2 separate regions of the Homo sapiens genome follow, and region 2 is linked to region 1. The links are chromatin loops, found by intact Hi-C in ENCODE. Cell type or tissue: dorsolateral prefrontal cortex. All regions are shown on one strand.

Region 1 (2,500 bases):
GGCCGTGGGAGTGCCTGAGATGGAGGGGGATGACTGGAGTGCTGAGCCGGGGGGGCTTGGAGAAGCAGACAGGTGGGGCTGCTGTACAGAATCTCCCCCACCTCTCCCTGCCTGTGCTAGGGCCAGGCCCATCCGCCTGCCCAAGCCCACCCATCAGTGTCTGTCCACCCCTGCACCAGACTCTTCTCGTTGGCCCCAGCCTTGGCCCCTTTGGTTCCCTCCCACCTGTCCTCACCTGGCCCAGCCCCTGCCCTCTGGACTACACCATTCCTGGCCCTATCGTGATTCACCCGTGAGCTCACTAGTTCATGTCTGTCGGTCTGGCCCCCATGCTGGAGTTGCACCCCAGGAGAGGTAGGTGCCAATGCCTGCCCTAATGCAGGTTTCCCAGCCAGCCCAGCGCCTGCCCCCTGCGCCTCTCTGGGCCCAGGCCTCGTCCAGCATTGCCCAGCTCACTCTGGGACCTCAGGAAGTCAGATCCTTTCTTGGGCTTCACTTTCCTTCTCTGCAAAGCTCGGGTGCTGGGAACAGCCCCTTACTGCCTTTTCTCGTCTGGAGCCCTCTAGAGTGTTTAGTATGAGACCTGGTGTGGGAAGGAGGGAGGAGGCTGGAGGGGCAGTGCACTTGCCTTCCCCTCTGGTGATTAGTGCAATTAATACTGAAATCACCTGAGTGTTTTCAAAAAATGCTGGTGTCCCCGTGCCGGTTAAACCAGGACCACTCCTGCCAACCACAGGTGGGGGCCATGCATCACTGTGGTTAAAGCCTTTGGTTCTGATGCATAACCAGGGCTAATTCTCTTCACTTTCAAGGCACTTGCACACGAATCGTCCTAGTTGTGGGTAGACCAGTAGGTTCTATTGCCCCCTCTTTGCCTCGAAGCTGGGTGCTTTCCAGGTGCTGCTGGAAGCTGCAGTTGGCACCTTCTATCACAGGACACTGACCTCACTATGAGAAAAGGCTTTTAGAAGCTGAGACTCTCGCACCGTGGCCTGAGACGCCTGCTTCCATCAGTGGCAGGGTCCCCGGGACCCCTGGCAGAGCCTCCAGGACCCCTGGCAGAACCCCTGACAGTTACATCTCTTTCCCGAGAGAGGCCTCAGGCCCGGGCTGCCCAGCTGCTGCAGTGGCGGCCTGTGCCCACCAGAGGGCGCAGGCCCGGCGCTGCGCAGCTGGACCGGGCTGTGCGGACCAAATGCTTTTTAATTGAAAATTTTTTTAATTCAAAAAGGATTTGCTGTTTGTTCGCAAGTGCAGGTTTTCCTTATGCAGGAGACTAATGTCTTGAGTAAACAGATCCGGGTCCAAATCCACCTTCAAAGGTACTCGCTGTTTGCCCAAGGGAGTGAAAGGGCTTCCAGAAGCGGCCCCGTCTCCTGGGTAAACACGGCGGGAGGAGCGGGCAGGGACCGCGTCTGCGGGAAGGCGGCCGCAGCCAGAGGGGATTATGTCGCGGGACATATGTTGAAATTTCATTTGGGGAGTTAGGGAAAACAAGAAGCGGGGGTGGGTGGCGCTTTTCTCCAGCCAAGATAACCTAAAAAGGGAAAAAATCCCGAGGGAGAGAGGGTGGGGGCGCAATCTGTGCGCCCTCGCGGGGACCGGCGTGGTGCAGGCAGGAAGGGGCGCCTTCTCCGCCCTCCCCCAGCCCGCGGGCCGGGAGAGAGGAGCTCAGCCCAGCCCGGAGGGCCCAGCCATGCCCTCCCCGTGACCCTGTCCCCACTCCTGGCCACAGAGACTGGGACAGCGGCACAGGGTCCCCACGACAGCCCCTCTGCCGAATCAGCCAGTTGCTCACACAGGCGTGGAAGCGTCCTGCTCCCCCGCTCACCATCCAGAAAGCTCCCGCTAGGCCCGGGCCTAGGCTCTCTGGCTGTGGACACTCGGGCTGGGGCTGCAATCGCCCTTAACCTGCTCTCTCTGGCCGGCCAGCCCTCAGCACTCCCTGCCACCCCCAGGAACCCGGCCCAGTAGATACAGCAAGACCTACTGAAGGAGCAGAAGGGCGCGGCCCAGGACGCCTCCCCCAGCCCCTCCACTGCCCTGCAGGAACCTGGCTCTGGGCTTTCTCCCTCTATCATCTGAGATGCTTCGCGTTTGCAGGCATCTCCCTGGCATGGCCTTGGAGCATCCAAAGTGGAGCACCTCCAAGCCATGTCCCACCCCCTCCCCCAACCAGTCCTTCCCCAGCTCCTTTCTGCACAGCGTGTGGTCTCTGGCCCTTCCCTCTCTGCCCATCCATGTCCACACCCATTCCCAGGTTCCAGTGATTGGGTCGTAGAATTCTCTAAACTGATCCCCAGACCAGCAGCATGGGGTTACCTGGGAGCTATTTGAAATGCAGATTCTCAGGCCTGGCCCCAGACCTACCCAGTCAGAATCTGCATTTGACCGGGACCCCCCGGGGACTGGTGTGCGTTCAGAGTTGAAAAGCCTGCTGCATGTTCTCTCCTGAGCCGGGGCTGATGGCCTAACTATCCACGCCGTAGGCCCTCAGCCC
Region 2 (2,500 bases), 64 kb before region 1:
GGAGAAGTTGAACAGTCGCACAAGCTTTGGTGATGAGATTTATCTTTCAGCTCTTACACAGTATGAGGGTCCCCCTTTTTTGTCAGAATGAATGCATTTAACTGCTGACATTAGGACAAAAGAAATTCCGATCTTTTTTAGAACAACGAAGCCACCTGTCTTGTTTGGACAGAGTACCTGAATCCAACTACTGTCACACAGTTGGTGTTTGTGCCCTGAATACTGAATGGCTTTTTCCCTCTTTTTATTAATGGCCAGTGATAGTCCTAAATGCATTTATGTTTAAAAAAAAAAATCTTCAATCCTGCAGCCTGGAGTTTGGATGGAATATATTTATCACCTATCCCAGAGAATAAGGTTCTTGATTCCCCAGATTTGTCTTACAATTGTCTGTAAGACAATGAATGATACAGAACTCTCCTCCAAGGTTGAGATCCTTTGTTAGAGAGCAGTTTCTTACGCCTGACTTGTTTTATAGCATGAACGATCGCATGATCCACTGGCGAGGCAACATCCATAATTTTGAATGAGGGAGTAAAGCTTGCCTCGGTGGCCCTAAGCATCGCTTCTGGTGACACACTTAGAAGTCCTTAATCGCTTGCTACCTAGAGGCAATAAACACACCTATCTTTATGTTCCATTGCCTGTGTGTTTACCTGAAATATGCCCTGTGTAGCAAAACGCCAGTTTCACTCCTGTGAGAAGGTCCTTGGCTCATGAATTGCACGGCCTTCACTCACCCCTATTTTGCCAAAGGTGGTAGTGCCTTTTGTAGGCCCAAGACGTAGCTTCTTTGGCCAGGAAACCCCTTGGCTATTTATGCTTCTTGTAAAACTCTGGCCATTTGCTTGGTTTCCGAGTTCTAAGAAAGGAGATCCATCTCTGGTCATCATGTGGAGTTCAGGGTTCATTCTGGAGGGCAAGATGATGTCTCCTTCACTGGTGTGTGCCTGATGCCCAATGCCCAGCCCAGGGCCTAGCATACAGGGGATGTTCCATGACACTCAATGTTTCGTTGATTCTGAGAGGACCTGGGTCTTAGAACTGGTTCACCCTTTTGTATCCACCCTTTCCAGCTACATTACTTTAGACAGTTTATATAACATTGCAGTCTGTTTTCTTTTTTTTTTTGTAATTTTGAATTATATTTTCTCTTCTGAATTTGAGGATTAAAGATAATGTACATGAAATACCCAGTGCCTAGTACCAAGAGGGCACTCCAGAAGTGGAGCTGCTATAACTGCCGTAAATATTGTTATTCCAGGGAATTGCTGCTTATTATACCAGAAGGCACTGGTCTCATTCACCCTGCAGTGTGACCTCACCTAAAAGTCCAGCCGGGGATGGAGAGGGTGCAGCTGACAGAGGGAGCTCATGAATGGTGGGACCTGGCATGGCTCAGGGAAACTTTTGGCATAATAGAAGGCAAACCCTCCCTTCTAGTTCAGAAATGTGTAATTGCTGGAGATGTTAGCTTGCTACTGGGTAAAATGATTTTAAAGAGAGAACTTCTCAACATTTAAATCAGCCTCAATTTTCCATGTTCCTTTTCATCAAGTCAGCTCTGGTTTGAGAAGGGATCATATCGGCACTCAACCCTTTAAATGATTTTCCTTCTTTGCCTTTCTTTTTCTTTCTCTTTGGCCTTGGCTCCTTCCTTTCCAACCACTCCCCTCCCAGAACCTCTTATTTTAGCCAAAAAAAAAAAAAAAAAGTTTCTTTCCTTGCTCCAGAATCACACCACCCACCGAGCACATCATCTGGAAGTCCCCTGTCCCTGAGCTCACTTGCTGCCAGGCCGGCGGCACCCAGAGGCTCGAAGGCCACAGGGGCACACCGTCTTTTCTCAGGGTTGGAGAGAGTAGATTAGACAACATCCTCAGATGTCCCGTCTCATGGCAGGTCACTGCCACTGTGAAGGGTACGGCTGTAGATGCGGGGGGACTGCTTGTTTCTTCAGGCTACATTTTTTAAAAAGAGATCATACCTTTTCTTTGGATTTAATGAGGACAGACATTTTAATCAGAGGTTAGTCATTTATTTTTGCAAACTATTGTTTTGATTCATCATTTTTGCAGATAATTAAATGGTTCAGTTGGCACAGTATGTCTACTTTATTAAAACAGGTAATTTTGGGGAAAAAAAGAGATGCTGTTTTTTGGATCACTGCACAAGAATTGCTTTTATCTTCATCTTTGAGCATAGTTTCTGGTTATTTTGCCAGGAGGCTCTCTCGTGTTCGGGCATTTGGGGTCCTTTCTGGTCTGGAGGGGCTTGCCCTTTGATGATTGGGATGTTAGCAGATACGCCCTTTGAAACGGGAGCTGAAGAGTAAATTCTGTGCAGCCGCCTTTTAGGAACACTCTTAGGTTTTAATTGGATTGGGAAAAAGAACCTACAAGTTATGAACTTTGCAGAGCAGCAGTTCTTATGCTAAAAACAGATTAATTGTAGCCCTCGCAGTGGGTGGAGTTTCAAAGTCAATTACTGCTTGTCCTAT

The links. A loop is a pair of places that touch in the nucleus more often than their neighbours do. Peaks named below come from ENCODE experiments on the same cell type or tissue, not always from the same donor. Only the 100,000 strongest peaks of a DNase experiment are listed, where the experiment ranks them.
Region 2: it touches region 1 in a loop (2.6-fold over the local background); 4 of 110 quality-filtered maps call a loop at or near these places.

What each region holds. Positions count from the first base shown.
Region 1 is chr9:126,498,219-126,500,718 of GRCh38, forward strand. All of the region lies in intron 9 of MVB12B (multivesicular body subunit 12B), which reads left to right. Among named protein-coding and RNA genes, the nearest start is that of NRON, 89 kb to the left of the region's middle. RefSeq lists a silencer at 1,032-1,326. In dorsolateral prefrontal cortex, CTCF peaks have their summits at 1,150 (motif pointing right) and 1,355; a DNase peak (open chromatin) is centred at 1,425; H3K4me3 peaks cover 1,172 bases; H3K27ac peaks cover 1,798 bases.
Region 2 is chr9:126,433,962-126,436,461 of GRCh38, forward strand. All of the region lies in intron 7 of MVB12B (multivesicular body subunit 12B), which reads left to right. Among named protein-coding and RNA genes, the nearest start is that of NRON, 25 kb to the left of the region's middle. RefSeq lists an enhancer at 2,160-2,500. In dorsolateral prefrontal cortex, no CTCF peak of the experiment used is centred here; a DNase peak (open chromatin) is centred at 1,330; H3K27ac peaks cover 1,750 bases.